Regions from separate parts of the Homo sapiens genome. Here regions 1, 2 and 4 are each linked to region 3. The links are chromatin contacts, found by Hi-C or POLR2A ChIA-PET in ENCODE. All regions are on one chromosome and are shown on one strand. The core of a region is the stretch at or near the end of the contact, and the rest is flanking DNA. Distances in the headings are between cores, read along the strand shown. Region 1 holds the start of RGL1 (ral guanine nucleotide dissociation stimulator like 1). Region 2 has its middle 19 kb from the start of LINC00272. Region 3 holds the start of LAMC1 (laminin subunit gamma 1). Region 4 overlaps RGL1 (ral guanine nucleotide dissociation stimulator like 1).

Region 1 (3,110 bases), core at 182-2,681, 780 kb after region 3:
GTGGTGAAGTTAATCTTACAGGTTGTTTAACTGTCCTCAGTTGCATTTCGTGGTGTCCAAGATCACCTAATAGGTCCTCTAGAGGTGGGCCTGGGTTCCTGAGGATGGCTTAACAAGCAGGGAGGTAGGGCCTTCACATGATTTTCCTCTGGTTCCCAGCAACATTCTGCCCTGATCATCATAGAAGGATTTAGTCTATGTGTTTTTCGTTCGTTTGTTTTTTAAATTATAGAACAACCACTTCAGCTTGCTAAAAGGGCATCTCCTCTCTATACAGTGATGGTGCCCTTAGGTTCTGGTTGTATGGGGATAACCTGGCTGAATGACTTGTAGATGTTCTCAAGTGTCCACAGATCCTTTTGTTTTTGCTTAATGTGCCCTTGCTGTCATTTATTCTGCTCTCCTGGGAACATCAGTACACTTGATTTGCTAAATTGTCAGCTCATGATATATTTACCATTAACCAAAACCCAGGCTTATGTCATAGTATGGCAATTAGTGGGAGACCTATTTTTTTTTTTATTTGAAGGTGATTAAATTCATTTAGGGTGAATAGTATGAAAGACATGAGCCCTAAAGGTATTTGCAATTTGCATGGAATTCTGGCAGGTGTCAAGTTTGACTGCATTATCTGGTATCTCTTGCTGTTGACTTGTTAAAACTGGATCTAAAAAAATGTAATAATCTTTTATCCCTATAGCAGATCTTTCCATTATGATAAAACTCCTGCTGGTAGTCATCTGATGAAGAACTTTTCCCTGTGGCTATGATCCTACTGTGTCCCTACAGTACAGGCAACTCAACCCATGGTGGCTACTCACAAAGACTCACAGAACCTCCAGGACACTGTCAGTCCTAGCAAAACCTTACCCTGCTTTGTTCCCTTCCCACCCCCAATGGCCAGTTACTGGGTAATTGGGGTGGTGAAAAGCCCAGCGCGATTTCCTGTTGGCAGTGTGCTGATGCAGGAGAGGGTATAGCCCCTGGGCATGGTTTTGGAATACCCGGGTGTCCTCTGACCTTATCCTCTGTCCTAATGAAAAACTTCCTGGCGTCTAGTATTGCGGCTCTCACTGGGGTCATTCTGACTTAATTATTCTAAAATCAAAATAGATAATAGGCAGATAATGGAAGTTTTTTGGACTTTCTCCTTCCATTGTTTTAGCGAAGGAAGAAGACACACACAAATCCTCCATCCCACACTCAGTTCTATTTTGGCACCTGGTGACCGTCAGGAAAACCTGATAAACTTGAAAGTGTTGTTTCCCAATCACCTTCAGAACTGGAGAAACGCTTTCATGCTGACTTTATCCATGGGACTGAAGAAAGGGAGAGTGTGCTCACAAGCACAAACAGGAAAGCCTTACATCACGGAGTGGCGTGGGGAGGAGTCTGCTCCTCGCTTGCTCGCTCGCTCGCCGCGCTCCCTTTGTGGCCCGAGTCGCGCGCACCGGCGGCGGCGGGGGCAGCGCGGCGCGTGTCTGTGCGCTGCGGTCGCTCGGGACCGGGACCGGGGCGAGGCGCCGCGGGGCTGAGCCCAGCAGACATTGCGTTGGCCTCCGAGCAGGGCGCATCATGCAGCGTTCGCGCACCGGAGAGAAAACTGAGAATGAAATTGCTTTGGCAAGCTAAAATGGTAACGAGAGCTCTCTGCCTTCTCCCGAGGCTTCTCTGGTGGGGAATCTTCTCCCGCTTTCGCTGGGCGTGTTTTGGACTCCCTCGGAGTGAACGGAGCAATCCGATTCCATACTTGTGAGCTAAAGCTCTCTCACTCCGCTTTGTATTCCTCTCTCTCTGCGTGTCTTCTCCCTTTCAACCGTACCTACTTTCTCAGCAATTGCCTGTGGTGTGTCTGGGGCAGATGCATGTCAGGAGGGGAGAACTTTGAAGGAAAAAGAACTGTTAGTGTGGGTGAACCGCGGAGCGCTTCTGCGTCCCAGCGGCTCTTTAACACAAACCTCAGGTTTAGCTGGGGACATGGAAATCCAGGGGGTCGCTGCACAGATTTTAGTAGAAGCTGCCTGATGATGTGTTGCTTTTTCTGCACTTGCCAGATTATTTTACGGAAATAAAAACTTTCCACCCCCGCTAACTTTGTGGGCTCCAAAACAATGAGGAGAAAAGACAAGCAAACCACTTCACTTCCAAAGGAGTGAGGACTCTTGGCGTTTTAAACACTTGTTTGTGTCTGAGTTTAAAATCTGGTTTCTTCAATGACCGAGCCACTCTAAAAAGTACAGACTTATTCTTTTCTTTTTTTCTTTTTCTTTTTCTTTTCTTTTCTTTTTTTTTTTTTTTTTTTTTTTTTTTTTTTTTTTTTTTTACAAAGAATTATTTTTCCTTTCACTTAAGGGGGACAAGTTAATCAGGACTAATCTAGTTTCTTTGTAAAGAAAAAGAAAGACTTCAAAACAAAACTATTTAAGATATGTGAGCAAGTCTAGGAGAAATAACTAAATGGAAAAGTCAGGGGATCCTGATACCACAGGAAGGGACTGCAAGCCAAGAAAATCTCAGCATTCCCTCTATCAAAATGTGTCTTGTATTGCGGATTGTAATATTTATTTTGAACAGCCCATCTTGTGCCCTGAGTGCTGTTGTAAGCAGCAAGGCAGCTGGGATAGATTGTGGTTAGCAGAGAGGAAAAAAATACTCTTTTTCTTTCTCTTTATCCCGTCCCTGGCAGAGCTCGATTCAGGACTGGGGTGAAGAGGTAGAGGAAGGAGCTGTTTACCATGTCACCCTCAAAAGAGTCCAGATTCAACAGGCTGCCAATAAAGGAGCAAGATGGCTAGGGGTGAGTAAAGCTGGCGAGATGGTGAACTTTGGAATTTCAGTGTCTGTCGTTCTGTGAATATCATTATTATTTAACAGAGGCAGGCTTTTTTTTTTTTCCTCTTTTCGCTTTAAAAAGGAAAATGCTAATGACCAAGTGTTTGCACTAGCTGAACAGGTCTCTTTTTGTATTTAATGTTTTCAAAAGCATCTTCCCTAGGTTTGTCAATAATTCAGAACCTCTTAGAAACATCTTGAGGTCTTTGGCAAATAGATTGGGGGTGGAGTGGCAGAAAATGACACACAGAATACAGGCCCAGAGAGCAGCACTCTCT
Region 2 (3,189 bases), core at 639-3,138, 600 kb before region 3:
CACAATGTTAACCAGTTTGCCTAACTGATTCATTCCCTACATAATAGGAGATTATAAGAAACATACTAATTGAAGAAGAAAATTCGCATTGACAGTGGAAAGAACGAGATAGCAGTCTGACAAGAGAATAAACTCTGACAAGCAGAACAAAATCCTAAAAGATCTTAACAGTTTGGGGCTAAGTGTAAATAATCACAGCACTCACCCTGTATCCTTCTCCCACCGCTCATGGTGCTCCTGTATGATGTGGGACAGGATAAGTAAGTGAGCCATAAACAATTAAAAGTTAAGTACATTCAAAATACTTTATCAAAGATGGCAGAGATGGCTCAACACACTTTAACAATATTAATGTCTAAAATGGTTTTAAGACTAAAAAACCAAAAACTATTTTCATTCCAGTTTCCTAAACAATTTGATGGCAGGTAAACTGAAGTTTCATTGTCACTAAAAAGTGATTCGTGTGCATAACGATTACTAAGCTCAGAGGACTAGCAAAAGCTTCAAATCTCAAAGTCATCATACCTCATTTTCTGGTATAATAAAGTAAATCAACAAAAACACAACTTTAAATCAACAAGATATTTCAAAAATAAATAAATATTGAGCAGAAATGGCTATTATGCCATCAAAGTATAAGTGGCACAGTATATTATATATGAAATTTTTTTTGAGACAGGGTCTTGTGCTATCAGCCAGGCTAGAGTGCAGTGGAACAATCACAGCTCACTGCAGCTGTGACTTCCCAGACTCAAGTGATGCTCCCACCTAAGTTGGTGGGACTACAGGCATGCACCACCACACCCAGCTAATTTTTTATTTTTTGTAGAGATGGGGTCTTGTCATGTTGCCCAGGCTAGTCTTGAACTCCTGGGCTGAAGCCATCCTCCTATCTTGGCTTCCCAAAGTGCTGGGAGTAAAGGTGTGAGCAATCACACCTGGCCTATGTATGATACTTTTTAAAAATTATTATTTTTTTCCTTTTTGAGACAGAGTCTCCCTCAGTCACCTAGGCTGGAGTGCAGTGCCACTATCTTGCCTCACTGCAACTTCCGCCTCCCAGGTTCAAGCGATTCTCCTGCCTCAGCCTCCCGCGTAGCTGGGGTTACAGGTGCCTGCCACCACGCCTGGCTAATTTTTGTATTTTTAGTAGAGATAGGTTTTTACCATGTTGGCCAGGCTGGTCTTGAACTCCTGACCTCAGGTGATCCGCCTGCCTTGACCACCCCAAAGTGCTGGGATTACAGGCATGAGCTACTGTGCCTGGCTAAAAAATTAATTTAGAAAAACTGGAAAACTGAAAAAGAAAAAGAAAGAAGGGATGAAAGTTCTTGTCCTGGGTCTACCAAAAGGGTGGCAAATAAGCCTTTGTGTTCCTGAAGTCTGGATCCTTCTAGTCACCCAGGAGAGAAGACAGTTTTTTTGTTTTGCTTTGTTTTTTGTTTTTTCCCTAAAATGCAAGCCCCTTCTGGTGGTACAGTACTCAAACTATTGAAGAAGGGTCAGGATGGACCTTTTGGGTTTTAGGAGATTAAAAAGCAAGCAACAGTCCACCCTGCAAGAAATCCCAGAGACTGGGAAGGGCACAAGACTGTGGGTTTGGCTGGCAGTAGATGCAATCACTCATTCTGAGCAAGACCTCAGAGGAAACAGCAAGAGCTGATGGGATCCAGTGGGTCAGAAGGCTCTGAGGCCCATGAAAGGAGCACTGGTGTTGGAGGTGGCTCAGGGTGAATGTGGTCGCTCAGAGAGCTGTCCTCCTAAAAAAGCCCCTGCTGGCTTGAGCAGGAACCAAGCTGTGGCAGCCCCTTTATTTCAGTGGGCTACAGCACTAGGGAGCTATGAAGTCAGTTCCCCATGGTAGATGAGGGTGAGAGGTGGAGGGTAAGAAGGGTGGGGACTTGTTACCATAGCAACGTCAAGAACACTATTCATGCCTCTCCCTTTTCTGAGAATGGTTGGCTATTCAACAGATTTTGAGACTGTATTAGCCGTGGGATTCTTAGAGAAAAGGGGAAATCGAGGTGGATGATGAAGGGTCCATTTCCTGACAGTCTTGGGGGCTAAAGCCAGTTTTTTCACTTCAGAAATGAGTGACATGGCCAGACACCATGGCTCACGCCTGTAATCTCAGCACTTTGGGTGGCTGAGCTTGGCCAACATGGTGAAACCCCATCTCCACCAAAAATACAAAAAATTAGCCAGGCATGGTGGCACACACCTGTAATCCCAGTTACTCAGGAGGCTGAGGCATGAGAATCACTTGAACTCGAGAGGCAGAGGTTACAGTGAGCCAAGATTGTGCCACTGCATTCCAGCCTTGGTGACAGAGTGAGACTCCACCTCAAAAAAAAAAAAAGTGAGTAACATTACTTCCGCTCAGAGAGTGTGAAAATGTTTATGTATAATTTTTACATCTGCATAGGCAGAAAATCAGGAAAAATAACTATGTACTCTCTTGCCTGATGTTCTCATAGCCAAGCTGTTGATTCTTATGACCATTCAAATGATGAGAGTTATTTTGATGCACCTGAGTCAACTTTCAGAATGACCCCAATAACTGCAAATTGTTGCTCTGGGTAATATGAAAGTTCTCACTTCTCTTGATGGGAAACTCAAGCAAGTTTCCTCTCGCAGTGGCATATTCAGGGCCCAGGCCTGATTTTCAATGTGGTGTGGCACAAGGCTGTTCTGGAACATCTTGGGCTGGGTAACTATTAATACTTGGCTAAAGCACCACAGTACCAAATCTTGTTGATGCAGGGGGACTGGTAAGACCACCTAGGAGGGACTTCATGTTCTCAGAGGCCTTAAAGTAGCAGACCCTCATCTGTTTCCCTCACCTGAGAAACTGGGCTGTCTTTTATGGGTGTGAGTCCATGGTGGAAATAATGCTAATGAGAGTGGGCAGGTACTCTTACTTATAATCTGAAAAGGGTTTAGCAGGCTAAACCTTACACTGAAAAGGGTTTAATGGGTGATTTGTCGTGCTCTAACCTTGACTTAAGTAGTTTGGATTTTCTGTACTTGGCTCTCTTATGTCTCTCCTTCCAAGGACAGGAGAAATGGAAATCCTTTTCAGGTGGCCCAGGACTCCATTCCAGTCCAGCAATGTTCTCTGATTTTTCCTGAGTATTAAAGGTTCCTGATGAGAATGGAGAGGAGGAGAGAGAGTCACACTAAGGACCC
Region 3 (2,924 bases), core at 247-2,746:
ATTCTCCCAAAGAGAAGGTGCCAAGAATGAGGCACCTTTAGCCATGCATAATCTCCACCCATCTCATCAAATAAACGGAACAGTGATGAACATAACTTGCTAAGTAAGCTCAGCCGTGTAACAAGACCCTAGATTCCCCTCCCTTCTTCATCCTACCAGAACATTATCCTTAAGGTTTTCCTAATCAGCAGTCTGCGTCTAACTAACCCTAACTATCCAGAGTCACCTAACATATACTTATTTCCTTGTTTCAGATTCCCATTACGCCTATCTTAATGGGACAACTGGGTCCGAAATTATGCATGTGTTTTTTTGTTTTGTTTTTGCGGTGTACTTATTATCCGCACTTTATCATTAAATTCCTGAAAAGCTAGAACAAAACAAATCCGTGTCATTCACTATGTGCATCCTCTCTGCTTGGGGACGCCAAGGGTTTCAAGCTGCTGCCTCCCTGCCCTGGTCTCTGCTTGCCGTATCCAGCACTGGGTAAGCGCCCAGGTTCTGCTCCGGGACTAAAACTCATGATCTTCTGGCTCAGGTTCTGTGAACTGAGTCATTCTGGCACTGAGAATATTCCGTGACTCAGCAGGCCCGAAAAGGAGGATGTCAGAATCCACATAATTTCGAGTCTTTTAAAGGCAAGCCGAGGAACACAAACAACACAGTGGAAGAATTTCGCAGTGGGTCGTGCGTACCCAAGGGAAAAATTCATTCCATTCCCAGCCTTTTCACTTCCTTCCTTGCCCCGGTAAAACGACTGGTTACACTTTAAATCAGCGGCAGGAAATCGCTTCACGAAACTCATCTGGCTGCTGCGACCAGGCCCTTCTGATTCTCCAGGGACCGTGTCGGCCCCATGAACGCCCCGGGACCTCTGTTCGGGAGGGGCTGGAGCGGGGCCCCGGGCAGCAGCGGGCGCTCCCGGTTCGGACCCACACCTGGCCGGGCGGGGACCCTCTTGCCGCAGCCCAAATTGGCGCGAGGCCCCAGGGACGACCCCGAGCGACCTCCTGACCCGGCATCGCCCCTCTAAGGCGCCCTCCCCCGACTCCTCCCGCAATCCGGAGTCTCCCAGGCCGCGGAGCCCAAGGACCCCAGCGACTCCCGCGCGGGGAGCGGGTCTGCGAGGCCGCCCTTCCCTCCCGGCATGCACCACCCAGCCGCCCTCCCCTCCCCTCCTCTCCTCTCCCCTCCCCTCCTCTCCCCTCCTCTCCCCTCCCCTCCCCCAACCCCCTCCCCCGGCTCCCCGCCCACCTCGCGCGCCCCTCCCCCCGGGTCGCGCGCCGCGGGCCCGAGCGCGAGACGCCGCTGCTCCCGCCCCCGCCGCCTCCTGGAGTCGCCGGGGCGGACGCGCAGTCCATGGGGCGCGGTGGGCCGGGGAGTTGCCCCAGGGGCCGCGGGAGTTGCTGAGAGGAGACAGGGTTGGGCTTTCTCCTCGCCCAGACCCCACCCCACCCTGCCGACCCCACCCCCTGCTCCTTCCTCCCCGGGGGCGCGCACTCGGGCACGCGCTCGGAAGTCGGGGGTCGGCGCGGAGTGCAGGCTGCTCCCGGGGTAGGTGAGGGAAGCGCGGAGGCGGCGCGCGGGGGCAGTGGTCGGCGAGCAGCGCGGTCCTCGCTAGGGGCGCCCACCCGTCAGTCTCTCCGGCGCGAGCCGCCGCCACCGCCCGCGCCGGAGTCAGGCCCCTGGGCCCCCAGGCTCAAGCAGCGAAGCGGCCTCCGGGGGACGCCGCTAGGCGAGAGGAACGCGCCGGTGCCCTTGCCTTCGCCGTGACCCAGCGTGCGGGCGGCGGGATGAGAGGGAGCCATCGGGCCGCGCCGGCCCTGCGGCCCCGGGGGCGGCTCTGGCCCGTGCTGGCCGTGCTGGCGGCGGCCGCCGCGGCGGGCTGTGCCCAGGCAGCCATGGACGAGTGCACGGACGAGGGCGGGCGGCCGCAGCGCTGCATGCCCGAGTTCGTCAACGCCGCCTTCAACGTGACTGTGGTGGCCACCAACACGTGTGGGACTCCGCCCGAGGAATACTGTGTGCAGACCGGGGTGACCGGGGTCACCAAGTCCTGTCACCTGTGCGACGCCGGGCAGCCCCACCTGCAGCACGGGGCAGCCTTCCTGACCGACTACAACAACCAGGCCGACACCACCTGGTGGCAAAGCCAGACCATGCTGGCCGGGGTGCAGTACCCCAGCTCCATCAACCTCACGCTGCACCTGGGTAAGCGGTGACAGCCCCGTCCCCTGCTACTGCTCGCCAGCAGCCCAGCTCCCGGACCGGCTCCGTCCCAGTGGCCGGCCTCACGGGCGCAGACGGCCGCGTGTTTGCTCTCTGTTCCCCGGCATGGGCCACACAGAAACTCCTTTCTCCAACTTCTTAAATAGATACTGCTTTTAACATCCCGTGAGGGCCAGGATGTTCCGCACGAGTCTCTCTGCTTTCCTGTTCTTTCTGACTTAACGGGATTCTGGCTCTCTGATTATTCTGCATTTCGGCTGTTAGGATTGTGATTTCCCCCTTTTTTTTCTGAAGCGTTAATCAGAAACTCCCATCCCCACTTTTCTCTTTGCTAGCAAGGTCATCACAGCGCATTCTTGGATCGGAAACAAGAAGGTCCGCCTTAAACACTTTCGCCTTTAAAATGTTTAGATGTCCTTCCAGGGCTGAGGGTGATTGCTCTGTTGAGTTAAGGGGGAATTTGAGGGGAGCAAATGCCTTCGCTGCCTATATTGCCTATGTGTAATTAAAACATAAATTCACTTTTGAAGTTATTGTTCTTTATAGCTGCTCAGCCTTAATTAAGAACCACAAAGCGATTTGACTGCTAATCCTGGTGCAGAATGAACAAAAGGAAGTGCACTCACTGTAATTGCTGGGCATAGCCTTGTCCCTGGGTAAAAAGGCTCTCCTTTACTGTCTTCCCTTTTGCTTTC
Region 4 (3,274 bases), core at 343-2,842, 820 kb after region 3:
AGTACCATTTAGTTAATATGTAGCTGAATAAGTAGATGAATAAATGGAAAAGACAGCCATTGTGTATGTGCTAGTAGCATAAAAATACAGGATACACAATTACATTTCAAATTCAGATAAATAACAAATAGGTTTTTTTAGTATGCATAGATCCCAAACATGGAATGGGACATACTTATACCACATAGTATGTAATTATTCATTATTTCTCTGAAATTAAAATTTCACTGGGCATCCTGTAATTTATCTGTCAACCCTAACCTAGCAAAAAAGTGACTTCCCACCCAATATTAGGTTAGCACAAAGGTGATTGTGACAAGTTTTGGTTTAAGTTTTGTTAAGTTTGCCACTATTTTTAATGGCAAAAGCCATAATCACCTTTGCACCAACCTAATAAAAGTTCACACAAGGCAGAACCTCATGTTGAGCTTGACATCATGGGCCCTAAAGTATTTTCTAGACTTTACCTTAACATCTCTGAGTGTCCTGTGTGTAAATAGTCACTGTAGTACTCAGGTGTATTGGCCTTGTCATGTTCTGCTGGGTGTCATTACATACATGATTTCTGCTGAGAGAATGATGCAAATTTTGTTGCATGGCAAAGAAATTTATGCAGTTGAGTAATATGGAGAGATGAGCAGAGCTTATTTGTGAGTCAGCTTGTGGGTTTTCCTATACAGGTGGAGTATCCTTAATCTTAAAACCGAAATTCAAAGTGCTCCAACATCCATGCTTATTGCAGTGTTTTGCAGTTTGGATTTTCAGAATGGGGATACTTGAATGGTAAGTATAGTGGGAATATTTCAAAATCTGAAAAATTCTGAAATCCAAACCACTTTCAGTCCCAAGAATTTGAGATAAAAGATCCTCAGCCTGTATTGTGGTGGTTTGTTGTTGCTGGATAGTGGTTGTAGGGCATATGAAAAGGAAGCATAAAACTTACTTTTGGTGTTTGGGGATGAATGTAGGGATTGGGTGTGGGTTTTAGATTTTTGGAGGGAGTTAACAGCTGGAATAGTACTCACTATTTACTTTGCTGCTCAGGCCAAGATGCCTGAGAACTGATATACTGAAGAGTGATCATGGTGTGGAGGACTCCATACTGTCTCCATCCTAATGAGGTTGTTTGCTTAACACGTTCCCTGTTAAACTATCAGATGACTGAATTATTATTTTGATTGAAGGGACTTTTTTTTTTTTTCAAATTAGAAACACCCAACTGGTTAACAGTTTATGTTTTAGAAGGTGAAAGAGTTTATTTTTCCATGACTGGAAACGGAATTGAAATATGGCATCTTTCATCTCTCACATGCCCTTTTTCCTCTCCGTCTCATGCCAAAATCGATAATTATGGAAATTACCTGGTAGGACACTTGGGCACAGTTTTAGATATTTACCCCATAGGACTCAGACATGTTCTCTTAGAAAAAGCTGGATTCTAAAGGCACAAAGATCAACCAAAAAAACAAACATGAAACATTTTTGTGGTCACAGTACCGTGATCTTGTCAGTAAAGCGACGGTCTATGATTAAATCCAGATTGAGCTGTTTCCTGTTAGCGTGCTAACCCACAGGACAGGCTCAGGCCTCCGTGTCTTGCTTTCTAAGTCTGGGTTATTAAGCACTTGTCTGACAAGGGTTCCACCCCTTTCGTCTTCAACTTAATAATTCAAAGTTACTAAGATAATATAAGCAAAAACAGGTCCTAAAGTCTCTTAAAACACTTACAGACCTATAGGAATCTTTTCTTGCAAAAATGAAACTTTTAACATTTTAGCTTCTCTTGTCGGGCCATATGGCAGAGTATTTTTTGTGTTTCCCCTCTGTACAGTTTCATTTCAAAATAATTTCAGTGGTAAGCAGATCATTTTAAGTTTTTGTTTCATAAGAAATGTACTCTATTTGAATGTTGGCAAATTAGAAGTCATCAGATCTTTCCCCTGCCATAATAAGCAGGTATTAGGATATTTAGCAGTTCTACAGAAAATGACATTAAGCAAATTCTCTGATAACTTAACATGCATTGTTATTTTGTGTGAGAATGATTGTAGGCACAAGAGCAATTCTATACTTATTTTATGATATTGTCATTGATGTTCACTTTGAAAATTATTTTTTAAATCTAAATTTTCAAAATATTTTATTAGTCTTCTGTTAGGTCATATGTGGTTCTTCCTAATGCACAGATGCAAACCCTGAGGAACAAATACTGTTAAAGGGACTTACAGGAATCATGTATGCATATTGAAATTTTTTCCGAGTAAGAAAGTACTGAAAGAGAGGGGCTGGGTTAATGAGAAACATAATTCCATTCCCAAGGGAGAACCCTGGCTTTCTGCCAAATCTCTGCTTTCTGGCAGGAAATGGGACCCACTTCATCAGGTCCTTTGACAAGCATTTTTCTCTGTGTTTGAATTTTGGGACACGTCAATACTCGGTGAAAAAATAGTTCTTTTAAATAATCATCACTTTTGATAAGAAGGATTTAGAATTAAAGTAGAGTTTCCATTGTAAGTAAAATAAGAATCGTCAAATTTCAACATTGTTTGGTAAGGGAACACTGTTATTATCACAAGGCGAGGAAGCTTGATTTAAATCAGAGTTTGACTATCCCTAACCACTGAGAAGCCATTCCTTTTATTGTTGTTAATATTTAACATTGAAGTATATTTTCATGTTTTTTTTTGTTTGTTTGCTTTTGAGATGGAGTCTCGCTCTGTTGCCCAGGCTGGAGTGCAGTGGCACAATCTCCAGCCCACTGCAACCTCCGCTTCCTGGGTTCAAGTGATTCTCCTGCCTCAGCTTCCTGAGTAGCTGAGACTACAGGCACGCACATTACACGTGGCTGATTTTGTATTTTTAGTAGAGATGGGGTTTTACTATGTTGGCCAGGCTGTTCTTGAACTCCTGACCTCAGGTGATCCACCCCCCTTGGCCTCCCGAAGTGCTGGGATTACAGGCGTGAGCCACCGCTCCCATCCTGAAGTATATTTTCTAACTGCTACTTTTGAATATCATGCAGGCTGACAATTATTTTGGCCAGGTCTTTTGAAGTGACAAGGTACAAAACACAAAACATCCTGACATTTTTGTATTAATAAAGAGATCAAAGGAATACACATTTGAAAATAAAAATTAACATTATATTTTATAATGTTTTGATTTTTCTTTTTTAAATGAAAAGTGGTAAATATGAGTTAAGTTTTAAATGCATTACAGTAATTTAATAAGCCAAAATTTTTCAAAGTATGTGCATTCTGAAGTTCTGCAAGAT

Evidence for each region. A loop is a pair of places that touch in the nucleus more often than their neighbours do. ChIA-PET counts read pairs that join two places held with the same protein, here RNA polymerase II (POLR2A). Pooled maps may share reads with other maps.
Region 1: a pooled map shows a loop between it and region 3 (19-fold over the local background). The contact joins the promoter of RGL1 here to the promoter of LAMC1 in region 3. A Hi-C loop is called at or near these places in 1 of 37 single-sample maps with no recorded cell type and 4 of 50 pooled maps. POLR2A ChIA-PET finds 5 or more read pairs at or near these places in 1 of 52 experiments (Panc1).
Region 2: a loop to region 3 is called in a pooled map, with 4 times the contacts of the local background. The contact joins the enhancer-like site here to the promoter of LAMC1 in region 3. A Hi-C loop is called at or near these places in 6 of 37 single-sample maps with no recorded cell type and 6 of 50 pooled maps.
Region 4: a pooled map shows a loop between it and region 3 (5-fold over the local background). The contact joins the enhancer-like site here to the promoter of LAMC1 in region 3. A Hi-C loop is called at or near these places in 3 of 37 single-sample maps with no recorded cell type and 3 of 50 pooled maps.

Annotation. Positions count from the first base shown.
Region 1 is chr1:183,803,689-183,806,798 of GRCh38, forward strand. It overlaps RGL1 (ral guanine nucleotide dissociation stimulator like 1), which reads left to right and starts at 1,432. Exons shown (of 18, transcript NM_001297671.3): 1 at 1,432-1,636; 2 at 2,687-2,797. The coding sequence starts at 1,610. RefSeq lists an enhancer at 3,052-3,110.
Region 2 is chr1:182,424,648-182,427,836 of GRCh38, forward strand. No RefSeq gene overlaps it. Among named protein-coding and RNA genes, the nearest start is that of LINC00272, 19 kb to the left of the region's middle. Within about 2 kb of position 1,889, at least 2 of the 41 ENCODE cell types and tissues checked have a DNase peak (open chromatin) inside an H3K27ac peak, as active enhancers do.
Region 3 is chr1:183,021,924-183,024,847 of GRCh38, forward strand. It overlaps LAMC1 (laminin subunit gamma 1), which reads left to right and starts at 1,497. Exons shown (of 28, transcript NM_002293.4): 1 at 1,497-2,211. The coding sequence starts at 1,794. RefSeq lists enhancers at 194-749, 750-1,304, 1,860-2,413 and silencers at 816-1,205, 1,236-1,625, 1,676-1,745, 1,766-1,905.
Region 4 is chr1:183,841,145-183,844,418 of GRCh38, forward strand. The region is part of intron 2 of RGL1 (ral guanine nucleotide dissociation stimulator like 1); the gene reads left to right. Among named protein-coding and RNA genes, the nearest start is that of RGL1, 38 kb to the left of the region's middle. RefSeq lists an enhancer at 644-693. Within about 2 kb of position 1,593, at least 18 of the 41 ENCODE cell types and tissues checked have a DNase peak (open chromatin) inside an H3K27ac peak, as active enhancers do.